Regions from separate parts of the Mus musculus genome. Here region 1 is linked to region 2. A link is a loop called in an ENCODE intact Hi-C map of the cell type or tissue named here. Cell type or tissue: heart. All regions are shown on one strand.

What was found. A loop is a pair of places that touch in the nucleus more often than their neighbours do. Peaks named below come from ENCODE experiments on the same cell type or tissue, not always from the same donor. Only the 100,000 strongest peaks of a DNase experiment are listed, where the experiment ranks them.
Region 1: it touches region 2 in a loop (6-fold over the local background); 24 of 42 quality-filtered maps call a loop at or near these places.

Annotation. Positions count from the first base shown.
Region 1 is chr4:134,794,753-134,802,752 of GRCm38, forward strand. No RefSeq gene overlaps it. Among named protein-coding and RNA genes, the nearest start is that of Ldlrap1, 31 kb to the left of the region's middle. In heart, a CTCF peak has its summit at 442 (motif pointing left); DNase peaks (open chromatin) are centred at 3,104 and 4,729; H3K27ac peaks cover 831 bases.
Region 2 is chr4:134,539,112-134,547,111 of GRCm38, forward strand. Selenon (selenoprotein N) reads right to left here. Exons shown (of 12, transcript NM_029100.2): 4 at 6,370-6,579; 5 at 6,078-6,202; 6 at 5,474-5,611; 7 at 3,939-4,020; 8 at 3,602-3,790; 9 at 3,226-3,331; 10 at 1,712-1,824; 11 at 1,523-1,624; 12 at 1-678. The coding sequence ends at 505. Among named protein-coding and RNA genes, the nearest start is that of Mtfr1l, 7.7 kb to the left of the region's middle. In heart, no CTCF peak of the experiment used is centred here; DNase peaks (open chromatin) are centred at 4,330 and 7,807; H3K27ac peaks cover 422 bases.

The sequences.
Region 1 (8,000 bases), 260 kb after region 2:
GAACTCACTTTGTAGACCAGGCTGGCCTCAAACTCAGAAATCTGCCTGCCTCTGCCTCCCAAGTGTTGGGATTAAAGGCATGTGCCACCATGCCTGGTAAAAGTGAGTTTTTTTTTTTTAAAGGATTTATTTATCCTGTGTATATGAGTACACTGTAGCTGTCTTCAGACACACCAGAAGAGGGCATCAAATCCCATTACAGATGGTTGTGAGCCACCATGTGGTTGCTGGGAATTGAACTCAGGACCTCTGGAAGAGCAGCCAATGCTCTTAACCACTGAGCCATCTCACCAACCCCAATAAAAGTTTTTTTAAGAGTGAAAAATATGGGTTGGAGAGATGGCTCAGCATTTGAGAGCACTGTCTGCTCTTCCAGGGCTCCTGAGTTCAATTATCAGCAACCACATGGTGGCTCACAACCATCTATAATGGGATCTGATGCCCTCTTCTGGCATGCAGGTGTACATGCAGATAGAGCACTCATACATAATTTTTTTTTTAAAAAGTGAAAAATATTTACCTCATTATGTGTGTGTGTGTGTGTGTGTGTGCTGTGTGTGTGTGTGTGTGTGTGCTGTGCTGTGTATGTGTGTGTGTGTGCTGTACTGTGCTGTGTAGGTGTGTGTGTGTGCTGTGCTGTGCTGTGTAGGTGTGTGTGTGTGTGTGCTGTTCTCTGTGTGTGTGTGCTGTGTGTGTGTGTGCTGTGTGTGTATGTGTGTGCTATGTGTGTGTGTGTGCTGTGCTGTGTATGTGTGTGTGTGCTGTGCTCTGTGTGTGTGTGTGTTCTGTGTGTGTATGTGTGTGCTGTGTGTGTGTGTGTGCTGTGCTGTGCTGTGCTCTGTGTGTGTGTGTGCTGTGTGTGTGTGTATGTGTGTGTGTGTGTGCTGTGCTGTGTGTGTGTGCTGTGTATGTGTGTGTGTGTGTGTGTGTGTGCTGTGTGTGTGTGTGTGTGTGCTGTGTGTGTGTATGTGTGTGTGTGTGTGCTGTGCTGTGTGTGTGCTGTGCTGTGTATGTGTGTGTGTGTATGTGTGTGCTATGTGTCTGTGTGTGCTGTGCTGTGCTGTGCTCTGTGTGTGTGTGTGTGCTGTGTGTGTATGTGTGTGCTATGTGTGTGTGTGTGCTGTGTCTGTGTGCTGTGCTGTGTATGTGACAGTGCCCATGGAAGCCAGAAGAGAGCAACAGAGCCCCTGCAGTGGAGTCACAGAGGCTGAGAATGAGCCTTGGGTCCCCTGGAAGGGCAACCAGTGCTCTAACCACTGGGCCATCTCTCCAGCCCACAACTTGAGGTAACATCTGTCTTCCTCTTCCTGAGCATGGTCAATACCTGGTAACTCATCTTTGCTGACAACCTGGCAGGCAGCATCTGCCCCTCACTTCGTTACAGGAGCTGGGGAGGTAGCTCCTGCCACTTTCTTCCCCATCCCTCCCACCGGACACGGCCTCTGCACAGCGGGCTTTATGCCTGTGGGGAACCATTAGCACATATTAGCACATATGTAAGCACATATGTAAGCACATATGTAAGCACATATTAGCACATATGTAAGAGTGGTCTGCTCTTGTTGCAGCTAAGGATTGAAGCAGCGCTCACACATGCTAGGCAAATGCTCTGCCACTGGGCTTAGATCCCCAGCTCCCTTCCCTTTTTAATCTGAGTCACCTGCCCCCTCTAAGTTGCCTGGGCTGCCTGAGAACTCACTTCTGTAGCCCACTGGGGCCTTGAGATGGCATCTCCCGCCCCCCCACCCCCAGCCTCTGAGTAGCTGGGATCATGAACCCCCACCCCACCCCCAGCCTGCCTGGGAGAGGTCCTCTTTTTTTTTTGTAAAAGCTCCTAGTCTCTGTATGCTTTAGACTGTCCCCTCCAGGAAACTGAAGTGTTTGGGTGTCCCCCCTCCCCCCAACTGTCTGACACGTGGTAAGTTCAGGAGGAAAACATCTCAGATGTGGTAACTGGTTAGAGCAGTCTCCCTCTATGCTGTCCTGAGAAAAGGGCGTGGCTCCAGAGTTAATCACTTGCTGAACGCGCCTCCCAGTGCCATCACTTGGGGGCTGGGATGTCAACATAGGAACTAGGCAGAGACATGCATATTTGGACCTTGGCAAGGTCCTGAATCTCCTTCCTAGGTTCCTGATCTCTAGCCTGGAGTTCGGCCACAGGGGACCTGAGCAGGCACTTTCTCTGTGTAAGTCCTTTTGGCTGTAGTAACAAGCAGCCCTAGATTTTCCTGACTGACACAGGAAGACAGTCCTGTGTCACCACCAGACCTGAGGGCTGGCTTTGACTTCCCCCAGCTGTCCCTCTTCTTAACCAGGACAACTGTTCTTGTAGAAAGCAGGAGGCTGAGTTCCAGATATATTTGACACTTCTGCTCTTGGCCACAACTTAGTACAGGCCACAGCAAGGAGGGACGGAGTTATTATCCCTGCCTGATGGTGAGGGAGCCCGTGGTCCCTGTGGGGAGCCATGCCCATCCACCTGGGCCTCAGAGGCAGCTCTGACTCTCACCAGCCCAGAACACACAGACTCATGGCAGGGGCAGCTCCTGCCAGCCAACTGCCCTGCTGGCTGGCTGCTTTCTCTCTCTGGCTGGCTTCCTCACCTTTCCTGACAGCACAGTGCTTGCTCTGCCTCTGTCCCCTTTGAGCTTCTCCTGGCCACAGATCCTATGGTTTATTATCGGAAAACCTGAGATAAAGCCAGTTATGGTGGTGCATGCCTGTGGTCCCAGCTATGTCAGAAGCTTGAGGCCAGAGGACCACTTGAACCCAGGAATTTGAGGCCAGCTTGGGCAAGACAGCAAAGGAGAGCAAGCCTCAGTCGATGAAGCCTACAAATCACCAATGCAGGTGATGTTCACGGACCTTCTTGGGCTAGGTGACATTGGTAAACATCACTGTAAGAGATGTGACTGAGAGAAATGGAGGCTGGGGCCTAGAGAGAAGCTCAGTGACTGGGGGAAGTGAGAGACCGAGTCTAGCTCCAACTTCTCCAGCTCCAGCCACCAGAATTTATTTCCTCTGAGGCCCCAAGTCACCGGGACAGAAGGTCGCTCTCAAGCCCTGTCCTCTAGTCCGTTTTCCAACCCTGCTGCCAAAAACCACACAGCTCAATTCAGCCCAGATGTCAGGTTGGTAGAAAAGGGCATGATACCAGGCCCTAGGTAATCCACCAAGCAGGCAGAGTGGGAGCCACGGCCCCGCCTCTCCCAGGGCCTGCAGGGAGTACAGAAGTGGGCTGGGTATGCAGGTGTTTGAACAGACACTCCAAATCCTTGGCCAGGTATGGTCCAAGAGCCCACAGTAGCAGCACTCAGAGGCAGAAGGGATGGGGATTGTGGCTAGCCTGCTCTACACAGAGACACAGTTTCAAAAACAAATGTATCAGGCATGGGAGCTCAAGCCTGTCTGTCATCCCAGCTGTTGAGATGCCAAAGCGGTGGGTAACAGAGTTCAAGGCCAGCCTGGACGCTACATAGCAAGATACTATCTCTAAATGGATTACAGATAGATAGACAGACAGATGATAATCAATAGATAAATACATAGTTGACAGATAAATGATAGATGATTGATAGAACTTGCTCTCTCTCTCTCTCTCTCTCTCTCTCTCTCTCTCTCATTTCAAGGCAGGGTTTCTCTGTGTAGCCCCAGCTGTCGTGGAACCTGCTCTGTCAACCAGGCTGTCCTCGAACTCACAGAGCTCTGCCTACCTCTGCCTTCCAAGTGCTGAGATTAAAGGCACTTGCCACCATCACCCGCATCACCTGGCTCTCCCAATTTTAAATGTCTGAGATTCTATGCAACTCAAACAGTATGTCCACAGCCACGGGAGCAGAGGGGGGCACCTCTGAGGTTAAATACCTTGGCCTACTCCCCGCCACTCGGCTGTGGATGTTCCTAGCATTTCAGAACAGCCATGTGTGAACGAGTGGATCACTGTCCTTGGGCAGTCTGAACCCAAACACTCTGAACTCCAACTCTGGGGACAGTGCACTGCTGAGGTGACAAGACAAACCCTCAGCTACCTTGAGCACTCGGACGACTGTGACCCCACTAACTTTCTCCCTCAGGCAGACACCCCAGGAGAACTAACAGCTGGGGGTAAGTGCTAGAGGGACTTCCCTTAGGCTGCATAGCTCCTTTCTGAGTCGTTCTCCCCCTCCCTCTTCTTCCTTCTCCTCCCTCTTCTCCCTTCTCCTCCCTCTTCTCCCTTCTCCTCCCTCTCCTCCCTTCTCCTCCCTCTCCTCCCTCTTCCCCTCCTCCTATTATTGTGCATGTGACCAAAAGTGCAAAGGCGCCAAGGCAGGCATGGTGGTCAGAGGTCAATGCTCCGTAGTCAGTTTTCTGCTTCTGTCATGGAATTTGGGGATCAAGGTCAGGTCCTGAAGGCTTACATAGCAAGCACTTTCACCCCCTGAATCATTTCACCACTCTCCTTCCTTCTTTTCTTCCCTTGATTTGTCTTTCAATTACATTTAAACTGTTTTAAAATTCATTTATTATGAAAGTAATCAGGTTTACTGTTGGAAATTTGGGGATATATACCAGTGGGAGGGAAGCCAGGGAAGCCTTCCTCACTAGTAAGCTGCATCTATCCAGTACCTGGCCACTCAGCACCCCTAGGAGGTGACTTGGTGTTTGTCAGTGACAGACTCTGTAGCAAAGTCTTTAGGGAAGAGCCTCCCATGCCCAGCTGAGCTGGCGGGTGGGGAGTAGCCAGGGCTGAGATAGCCTGCGCCCTCTGCTGGCAGCTGGTGGACATGGCTTCAGGCAGCGGTTCAGGTCAGTGGCTCTCAGAGGTTCTCAGATTCAGTTGGGGCTGGAGAGGGGAACCGAAGGACTAGTGCAGGTTTAGGGTCCAGCCATGGTGTCACAGGTAAAGAGCCTGTAGCCAAACCTGGTACCTACAGGAGCCCACTCTGACATCTACACATCTGCTGTGACTCACCTCCTTCAGCCCCATCCCAGGAAATAAACGTGAAAGGAAATAAAACGTAACTACAGGTTTCAGGTCAAACTCACTAAAGGTCCTGCCACCCTCAGTTCCACATCCCCGTTATCTCCACTGTATCCAGACTGCACTGCTAAGAACGAGGACAGAGCAGCTTCCAGAAGATGCTCATCTTTTTTTTTTTAATTTAATTTTATTTTTTTAAATTATTTTTGACAATGCTCATCTTGACTTCTTGCACAGGTAAGCCTTAGATGCTTTCGAGAAGTACTACAGAGAGCAACTCCAGGCTCTAGAGAGCCCAGCCCAAGGAGGACTGAGCTTGAACAGCGAGCAAGGGCAGAGGAGCTGAGACGGGAGAAGGCAGAGCTGTTCAGAGCCAGCCAAGGAAGGAAGGAGGCAAGAAGAGCATGGTACCCTTGGGAGAACTAAGATTGTTGGACTGTGTCAGCCAGAATCCTTCCTGGAGGAAGGACCAGAAAAAGCCTAACTTGTTCTCCGAGCACCGGGCTGTTGAAGGAATCTTCGCGCCTTGCTAAAACAAGCAGACACTTGTGGGGGAAATCTGACAAGAAACACAGGAAAGCAGACAGGCAGATGGGAGACATGGTGAATAGGCTCCTTCTGCTCTCTGCCTGTCCTGGAGGCAGTCTGTTTAGACTCGTCTAAAACCCTGCAGTATGGCACTGTTTCAAGATGCTCCAATAGGACGACACACACACTTCAGGTCCCTCGCTTGGGCGTTTACCTGCCCTGGGTCCCTGGGTGATGATGCTGACCTGCTTTGATCAGCCATTGCTGGGCAGCAAAGGAGACTCCATCCTCCTAGCCTGGGCTTCCAGCTGGAGGGAGGGAGGGAGGGGACAGACATGGAGAGAGACAGAGGCAGGATCTCTTGTATTCCACTTTGGTCTACATAGCCAGTTCCATGGGCCAGTCAAGAGCTACATGGTGAGACTTATCTCAAAACAAGAAGTAGGGTTTAGAGATCTTCACCTCCTTCAGCCCTCAGCAGCTAAGCTCTTCATTCTAAAATCCCAAAAGCCTAAAGAGGGGCTTGGGGCTGTCACTCAGGATAGGGCTCCGCAGGTGACCTTATTAAAATGCAGGGTCAGATGAGCGTGAGGGCCTGGGCCACGGAGGCTGTGAGTGAGGCCCACAGCTGCTGGGCACATCGAAGTCCATGTCACACGTACAGCTGTCGGGCCTGTCTTAGAGCGACTCCTTGCAGGTCAGACCTTGCAGGGAGGCCCTGGAGAGTCCAAGCGCTCTGAATTTTGTCACAGATTCAAGAAGCAACACCCCTCAGGGCTGATGGCAGAGCTGGGGGCTGATGCCTACCATGTGGTACGCGTGGCCAGACCACAGGGCTCCTGGTGGACCACAGAACAACAGGGGTGGCTTTCCTTGGCAAGTGCTTGAGGGCTAGGGATGGCTAAGTGGTTAATTACGATACAAACCTCAGAACAGGAGCTGGGGGTCCTCAGAAGCCACACAAGGACCACGTGCACACCTTCAGTTTCAGGCCCTGGAGGCAAGCACAGGGAAGAACCCAGAGGAAGCTGGCTCTAGCCATAGCGAGTTATTGACTCTTCCTTGATAAGGTGAAGGGATTGAGGGCCTCAACTTCAGGCTTTCAGGTGCACGTATGTGCAAGTGCATACACAGACACACACACAGGGTCAGGGATTAAAAGCAGACAGTGAGGAGAGGACCAGAGGAGCACTCCCCACAGCCCCAGACAGCCAGGCCCTTCAGGTCTAAGACCCTTAATCATGAGTGAGCCTGGTTCCCATCCTTCCCCCAGTTCATCCTGAATAAACTTTAACTAGTTCACCTCTGGGGCAACCTGGGTTATGTCTCCCTTAGTTTCTGAGCATAATGGATTCCGAATCCTTTTTTTCTTTGAACCAGGCTTTTACAATACAGTTGGCCTCAAACTCACCGTGGGCCTTGGACCTGCCATCCTCCTCAGCACTGGGTCACAGGCGGCAAGCAGATGTCAGCTGTCCTGGGTGGCATGGGGCAAGGGGGTGACGGGTAAAGGATAGCCCCTCCCCACAGGTTTGAGCAACAGCAACCATTCTTGCTTACTTTTAGGCTCTCTCGGAAGGATTGCCATGAGAGAGACATGGAGCAGTCACTTGGAGGATGTCAACCAAGAGGGTTCCCGGCCAGTGACAACACGCTCAGGCCATCCTGTAAATACCAAACCCTCTAGAATGGCAAGCATCGCTTTATGACATGTAATAAATCAGAAATCCTAGGACATCGGGCCACTTTAGGAAAAGCAGACAAGACAACTGGTAATTACTGCAGTGAAGACCACTCCAGCGAGAGCACCGTGGGCAGAAGAGTCACTCCTTCGGGGGAGGTGGGGAACCCTGCTTATGGTAGTTCAGGGTGGTGTGCCTACAAACCTTAATGGCCAAGATTCAGATGCCTATCTGGACAGGAAACAAGGAGAGAAGGCAAGATGCCAAGAGCAGAAGAATTCTCTAGAAACTCAAGCCGACATCAATTGTAGTAACGGCAAGATGGGAGAGCACGGGCCAACAGAGGCCGCTGGCTGGTTCTCAGATGAAAACAGACAAAGCTCCACACAAGCGTGCAGGGGCGACAGTGGGACTGTGGTGGGAGGGCCCGCCCTGGAGGCTTGGTTAAGCACCCACAGCAGTGGAAAATTAACAGGGCATCGGTCACTAAGAAGCCAAAGTAGACTCTAGAAAGCAGGAGAGGGCAAAGTGATGTGAAGAGAACTTGCTCTCCAGATTCCCCTCCTCAGGCAGGCAGGCTGCGCAGGAGAGAAGATGCTCTGGCTTCGATGCCAGAGAATGGGTGTGGGGAGGTGGATGAGGATGGACGCCAAACAGCCGGAGCTCCTGGATGTGCACTGCTCTAACCCTGTGCCTGGTCCCTGCCCGGTGCCATGAGTGCAGCCATCCGACCTGGGGCTGAGATGAGCTGAAAACAAACTGGCCGCCACTGCAGCCCCAGAGGAAGAATCTACCTCGCTGTGTCCACCAGGGATGTTAAAAAGGCAGGA
Region 2 (8,000 bases):
TGACAATGACCCTAGCTGGGAGCACTGTGCACAGAAGGCTACCTAGGGATGGCCAGCATAGAAGGCTCCAAGCAGGCATAGCGCTGGCAGCTTGGCCCCGAGCCCAGCTCTTTTAATTCCTTTGGCTTGAAAGGGGAGCCTAGAAAGAAGGGACCTTTCCAGTCCACTCCCTATTCACACCGAGGTCCTGAACTACACTGTGTGGTCCAGGGAGGTCTCCCCAGACCCCTTTTGGGGGGACTCGAAGAAGCTCTTGGAGCCAGATGGGCTGCTAGTGGTAGCCGGATTAAGCTCAGTCACATGACCGGGCAGACAGGCCCCCTCATCTGGCCACCATCCCTCAGGATTTATGAAAGTGACAGCCTCAGATGACCCTGGACCTCTCTAGGCAGCCTGGGGATGAGGTAGGGACCACTTCCAGTTTGAAACAGACTCCGGGCACCGTGGCTCCAAGGCGCGTGGATTCTGTCTGCTGGCTTTTTACCAGGTCCAGGTCCTCTAGGACTAGGGCTGGAGGAGGGGCAGGCCCCGCCGGAGTCCTTCCCTCAGGAACTGCATGTAGGTAGCTGTGGACGGGTCCTCAAAGCTGGATGAGAAGCTGAAGACGTTATTATTCTCCATGTCTTCAGGCTTCATGGAGGTGATGTCAAGGAAGTAGTTGGCATTGATGTGGTGGACCTAGAGGAAGGACTTGGTGAAGAGAACTGGGGAGGCCACAGGCCACATGTAACCAGGTCAGCTCCGCCTCCACCAGCTTCAGGCAATCACACTGAGGATGTACTGCCTAGAGATGCCCAGGTTAGGTCATTCCATTTTTCATCAGCTCCCAGGGTAGGAACCAGTAACCTGGGCCTTTCCTCCCTGACTCCCTAATACCTCCAAGAATTTTCTCACCAGAGCTTGGGCCAGCAGAAGCTTCAAGTTCACTGTTTCCTCTCCCATCCAGCCCCAGCTCCCACTCCTGGCTACCACGTACTAAGGGCTGGTCAGCTCACTCCCCTCCTCTAGCCCTGCCCTCCCACTCCTGCAAAACTGACACTGAAGATGGGGCAGCTATTCAGAGTGGGAGCTGACTCTACCAGTCTGAAAATGGGCACGTTTTCCAAAGCCATCTCTCCAGTCCCAGTGGCAGATTCTTGGTTCCACTTCGTTCTCTGTCTCTAGGGCCTTTACGCAGGCACGTTCCACTCAAACCCTCTGCAACCTGATGCCAGACCCTCTAAGCAGCCCACAGAGAGAAGGGGACCCTTGGCTCAGGCCAGGCCATCTATTCCTCTCTACCCTCTTTCCCTGGCTGAAGTGGTCCAGGGAGACCTTCCCTTGGGCCATGTTTTGTCCACTGAACTGACAAGGTTCCCTGGGGGGGGGGGGTGACGACGGACATGTCTGGCTCTGTTGCTGTACTAAGAGCCTTGCTGTACCCTCCCCAAAGCACCTCTGAAGTCTGCTCAGGGTCACTGTGCCAGGGATGGAGACCACCCCTTGTGTCCCTGCCCGCTGTTCACTGTCGCTGGGGACCTACCACAGTGCCGTTGGGCAGACAGATCATCATCTCTACAGGAAAGCTGTACTTCTCCAAGTGCAGGCCTGCCAGCTGCCTGTGGAGTGGGTTCTCCTGCTGGGTCTGTGGAGACAATGATACTTCCTGGTATCTGGGCCCAGTGCTGTCGTGGGGACTCCCACAGGCCGCTCCCCCTGATCCCTTGCTCACCTGCAGGTCTTCTAGCTCCTTTACCAGGGACCAGGTACTGATGAAGCTCTCATTGAGGAGAGTGAGGATGGGCGGGCTTTCCAGGACAGTCTCCCGGAGAGTCCGCCCGGAACCTGTTCAGGGTAAGGCCAAGGGTGAGTAGCCCTGATTTTACAGCAATGACCTCAGCTTAGGTAAATTCCGTGGGGTTTTGGAATGTCTCCACACCCAGGTGAAGTAACAGGTTAAAAGAGTAGACAGAAGCTAGGAGTGGTGGCACACACCTGTATCCTAGCACTCAGGAGGCTGACCACAAATTCAGGGCCAGCCTGGGCTACATGGTGAGTGAGTTATAGGCTAGCCTGAGCTACAGACTGAGAGCCTGTCTCAAATGAAAAGCCAAGAACAGACTCTCAAGGAGTAGATGCTGAAGGAGGAAGTTGTAGGATCAGCATGGACAAACTGGCACGCCGAGCTGCAGCTGGGGGTGGCCCAGGGCCTGGTCACAGTGACCGATTCTCTCTCTCTCTTTTCTTTCTATTTTCTTTTAAATAAAAAGGTTTTTTTTTTTTTTTTTTTTTTTTTTTTTTTTTTTTTTTTTTTTAATGTGCTCGGCGTTTTGCCTGCATGTGTGGCTGTATAAGGACATCAGATCCTCTGGAACTGGGAATCATAGACAGTGGTGAGCTTCCACGTGGGCGGTGGGAATTGAACCCACGTTCTCTGGAAGAGCAGCCAGTGCTCTTAACCACTGAGCCATCTCTCCAGTCCCAGTGGCAGATTCTTGATTCCACTTCGTTCTCTGTCTCTAGGGCCTTTACACAGGCACGTTCCACTCAAACCCTCTTCCTCCTGTCATGTGACACACCACTACGCCACCTCTCACCATCCTAGGTTAAATGTCACTTTCTCCAAGAGGCCTCCCAGCTTCTCTTCTGTTACCCCACTTTGCCTTGCACACAGCTCGCTGCCCTGGGGTTACCTGCCCTGCATGTGTCTACACCACACTGGGATAATGCGTAGCTACGGCAGGGACCCATAATGTTGGCTGGGTGACAAGATTAAGGCAGGGGCATTGCTTATCTCATCTTTGAGCTAACTGTTAGATACTCAGAGAACTTTCCAGAAGGTCCTTGGCGGTCATTCTGGATAAGAAACCCAAGCCCAGCTTCTGGTACTGTCTCCTCTCTCACATGTAGATTTTACTTGACAGAATACACGATATGATGACACCCGATACCACGACTGGTATGCTCTGCCCACTTCATGGTTGAGAAAACTGAGACTCAGGGCAAGGATGTTGCTTGGTCAAGGTCACTAAATTAAAATGGCCAAGCATGAACACATCTGCCTGGCCTTTTTCCTACACTTTGGCATTGTCTTCTAGGCTCACCCAAGTACTGCAAGTGACCCTGGGACCTCAGTGGCCCAAGTCCTCATGGCTCCAAGTCTTGTTTGTCCCAGAGCCTCTTGTAACCTAGCCATAGGTATGAAACCCCCCGCTTCCCCTTAGAGCTGACCAGGGCTTCCCTCACCTCAGCAGGACTGGTCGTCCAGGGCCCCCCACAGCAAGATGGAATGAACAAGTTTCTTCTCAGCTCTGGCTCTGTCAAAGGCCTCCGTGAACGGCAGGTAGTTGACCTGTGGTCAAACCAAGACAAGCTACTGAGCGGCCGAGGCCCTGTTTGTGGTTGTGCCAGTGAAGTATTTATGTGTGTGTGTGTGTGTGTGTGTGTGTGTGTGTGTGTGTGTGAAGGGGCATAGCTGAGCCATGTGAGCCTTCTCCAAGCTCAGAGGAGCAGAAGGGACTGCTGTGCCCCAACGGTCCAGCACAGTAGCATGACTAGACCAGAGTTCTCAGCCTTGGCCTCCATCAAGGAGTCTTGCTCTGGCCTTCACGTTCAGCCTCACCTTCTTGAAGGGATACATGGCCACCTCCAGGCGCCGGGCAGCCTCTTCCCAGCTCAGCTCCTGATGCCACTTGATCTCCTCAAACACAAACTGGAGGGGTTCTCCTGAGGGCAGGCGGCTGTCAATCATGTTGCCGTCCTCATCTAGGATCACAGAGGGCACCGAGGGGCCCACAGCCTCCAGCTCCATCTGGGCCGGAAGTCAGTGGTGAGGGGTGTCTCAGAGAAGGGCCCTGAGAAACCTCCAGGGACGCTCTACTCTGCAGAAGTGGGGAGACGGGGCTCAGGGCAAGGCCTTGCAGCTGGACATATCTGGGTGGGGGCACCTGAGTGTTCACCTGGGGGACGTAGCCAATGTCCACCTCCATGTTGCTGGTCTCACTGGCCCCATACAGCCACTCCATGTCCACATTCAGGGACCTGAGGATGGCCAGGGTAAAACAACGTCACCATCAAAGCCCAGGTGACATCTTGTTTAATGCAAGCAGCTGAAGACACAGGGAGTTTGACAGCAGAGCCTGGGCCAGGCCTGGATAGTGCACAGGGCTCTCATAGCACGACCCATAGACTTCTCCTGACCCTTTGTGGCAGAGACAGGGGCAGTGCCCCGCTGCAGGACACAGGATGAGGCAGCAGTAAGACCCAGGTTGGAGCTGAGGCCCAGGACCTCCCGGCTGACTCACCCACAGAGCTCAGAAGTCTGGCTTGCTCAGTGCAGTCTGAAAGTCTGCCACACGGGGGAGCCCCAGGACCACCAAGCAATAGTCTCTGCAAAGTGACTGAACACCCTCAGAGGTGTCCCTGGGACCTGAATCTTAGACAGTCCTAGAAGCAGTAGATCCTGGCTAATCGTCTACCCTCTGTGTTATTTGGTTCTTGAATCAGGTACACTGGTGCCAGCTTCTGCCCAGAACTGGGTTCAACTCATGAAGGGGGTAGGTAGAACACCATGTCTCTGCCCTGCCCCTCTAGAGAGGGAGAGAAAGCACTCTAGTAAGTTCAGGCTCTCCCAACTATTGTTACCCCTGATCCATGGGTAAAACAGTCAGTCTTCTACCAGAACAGTGGGGAAACTGAGGCCCAGAGAGGGCCAGGGCCTTGCTCACAGCCACACAGCCCCCTGCTACCAAGAACAAATTTTGCATTGGGGCCTCAGGACTTCCAGCTCTTGCACAAGACACCATGGGCCTGCTTAAAGTCTACTTGCTATCAGGGAAGACTCTTGCCTCCCTACCCCCACCCCCCACCCCCCGCCAACACTCCACCCCTTGTCCCCAGATCTGCTGATGGGGCTGACCCAGAACAGACAAATAACTAGAGTAACAGTTGTCCCAGAAGTCCCACCAAGACCCTATGATGTCTGCCTTCTCTCAAGCCCATATATGTATTATTTCCTTCCCTCCCCAAGGATTTTGACTAGATGCCACCTCCTCTGGGAAGCCTCCCTGGATTACCATGGGCCCTGCCCAGCTGCTGACCTTCCATGGTGGCACAAGTAGGTGAGGTTCCATGTCTAGGAGGACAAGAGAAACTGAGTCTAGGGAGGACCTACAGCAGCAGTGGGACAATAGCAAAGACCCCAGCTGGCTTGCTTGGCCCTAGGGCCTTGGCTCTGTGTTGAGGTGGAGGTGGAGGGAGTGCCAAGTGCCTGGAGATTATCTGAGAAGATGGTAGGACTGCTCAGCGGTCTCCTGCTGCCTCTTCTTGGTCACCAAGTGGTGGCACTGGGGATTGAGGGAAGGGCAGAGACTGAAGAGTTTATGTGCCCCCTGATTTCTGAGCTCAGGGATAATAGTAGTAGCAGCAGCAGCAGCAGCAGCAGCAGCAGAACACAGGAGAAGGGTGCTGAGGCTGTGCCAGGGCTAGCTCCTACCTGTGATTGGGCACAAACAGCCTGAAGTCACGGATGTGTGTAGCATCTTTGGATAAGATGATATGGCCGGTGAACTGGCCGGGCGAGAACCAGAAGGGGAAGTCAGGAGGCTCGCTGAGCTGAAACTCCGCGTGGATCCTGTAGGGAATGGAGTTTGCTAAGCCTGGATCCCTCCCCAGTCTCTCCCAGAGCCCGGGGAGCCGTGGCCAGACTCCTGTGTGGTCAGAGTCAAGGAGAAAGCAGGAGATACCACCAATGTCACTCCTCTAAAAGGCTCTGTGCCATCTTCCTTAGAAGCCTTGCCCCAACCCTCTCTGCCATCCTTCTCCAGAGTGTGTGTGTGTGTGTGTGTGTGTGTGTGTGTGTGTATTTCATACCCTGGCCCTGTGTGTGAATGACACCATCCTGGTCACCAGCTAATTCCAGCTCAGGGCTAAGCAAGTTCCAGACACCTCTCACCAAATCTGTAGGAAGTTACTACTCCCCTGACCCACCGAGGAGGAAACAGATGCTCAGAGAACCGAAGCCCAACAGGGAGGGAGGTGGTAAAGTTGGGGGTCTCTGGCTTGGCTTTCTCCTACACTTCAAGCACAGTGACACTCACCGGAACATCACGGTGTAGTAGGAATCGCTGATGGCAGTCAGACAGGCCACGGTGCCCTGAGGGGCAAAGCGGGTCTTCACGAAGGGGCGTGGATGGAACATGCTTAACAGGCGATGGATGATGACCTAGGGCGGCAGTAAGATCCTAGCTGGTTTGTCAGCTCTGGACCCGAAGGCCCCAAGAGGGAGACTGAGGGGGAGGGATGCCTGGTTCTTGGGTCCAGGTTCCGATAGAAATGGCCACTCCCAAGGTGGCTCCAGGCAGAAGTTGCATCTCCCAGTGCTGTCCTTACCTCCTTGCCCTTGGGCGGTGGTGGGTAGAAGCGGTTGTTGGACAAATAGCCCGTGAAGACGCTCAGCTCCCCGGGGATAATCCACCAGGGCTGGCCCAGCTCCTGACCTGGAGGGGGCAGGAAGGGCCGGAAGTGGCGGGCAGCAAACGCTGCACTCGGCGAGGCTGCTGTGGTCCAGTTGCGGAGGCCGGACAGAGCGAGGCGGGAGACCTGGGATGGGGAAGCCAAGGCTCTAGGATGCCCTGTCGGTGTCCCTCAAGGCCAGCTAGACTATAGTCTGGGACAGGAGAGGGAGCATGGGAAAGGTCTCAGAAATGGCCACAAGCTTAGACTGTCCTGCTAGAGAGAGGCGCACCTCACACACAACCTGCCCTGGTTTCAGTGGCTTTCTGGGCCCAGCCCAGGCCCGGGGCAGCATATGCAGGGTGGGCAGCTGTGTAGCTGGAGATACTACCTGGCCTAGAACAGGGTGGTGGAGCAGGTCCCACCCCCAGCCTCTGCATAAGCCTCCAACCAGTCCCAGGTGCCAGACCCTGCCTCAGGCTGCTGGCTCCCTCAGGCATGCCCGTTTCCCATTCCCTAACCCTGGGTGTCCCCCAAACTACAGCTGACCAGAATTTGGACTTGCTGTGGAGTCTGACGAAAGAGGAAAGTGAAAAATGGAGAAAACTCCAGCGTTAAGAGCAGAAGGAAGATCACCGCCAGAGAAGGCCCTGCCTCGAGTCACCAGCCACATCATACTTAACCCATCATGCAAGGCCTGCCCTCCTCTGTCTCTTCCAGCTGAAGTGTGTGTGTGTGTGTGGTGTGTGTGTGTGTGTGTGTGTGTGTGTGTGTGTGTGTGTGTATGTGTGCAGAACTGATTTGCCAGCAGCTGCAGAGCTATCTACACATGCCTTGGAGCTCAGAGGCAGGATGGTGGTCCCCTCTTACAGCTCTTCCATCGGCAGCACCTCTGTGACCTTAGGGATTGTAAGCACCTGTCTGCATACGCTCTCTGCAGGTGCTGTGCCCCTTGAAGCATCATTACCAGGACAGGGGAGTGTCATCCCCTTAGGGATGCAGACCACTGAGAAAGCGCCAATCCTTGCTGGACAGCAGGCTCCTCCCTCCCTCTCCACCTCTGCTGTGCGAAAAGAACTTAGAGAGAGGCAGGAGGAGGAACGGTCCGGTCTGGAGAGCTCCCATCCAGAGGCCTCTAACAGACAGGTTCTCAAAGGAGGGTTGGGCTGAGAGGCCTGCCTTGCTGGCCGGTCTGGGTTCTGGACACTGCCCTAACTCCCTGGGCAGGGACATCACCTTCAATCCCTCCTCCATTCCAGGTCTCCCCAAGAAGGTCAAAGCTGTGTCTCCACTTACAGAAGTCCCCCTGACATGCCCCTGCACACCTCAATGCTTTGGGTCCCAAGCGGTTGTTGTGTCCTCTTACAGCCCCTATTTGGGCAAACAGCACACCAAGCACTGGACCCCTGCCAGGAGTTTGAGTCACCTGCTCTGCTCCACACCCCACCCTTTCTTCCTCTCTATCATCCATTCTGTTCCCTTCCCCCCATTCCCCTGCCTCTACCCACTCCAGGAACTGGTCTGTTTACACACACACACACACACACACACACACACACACACACACA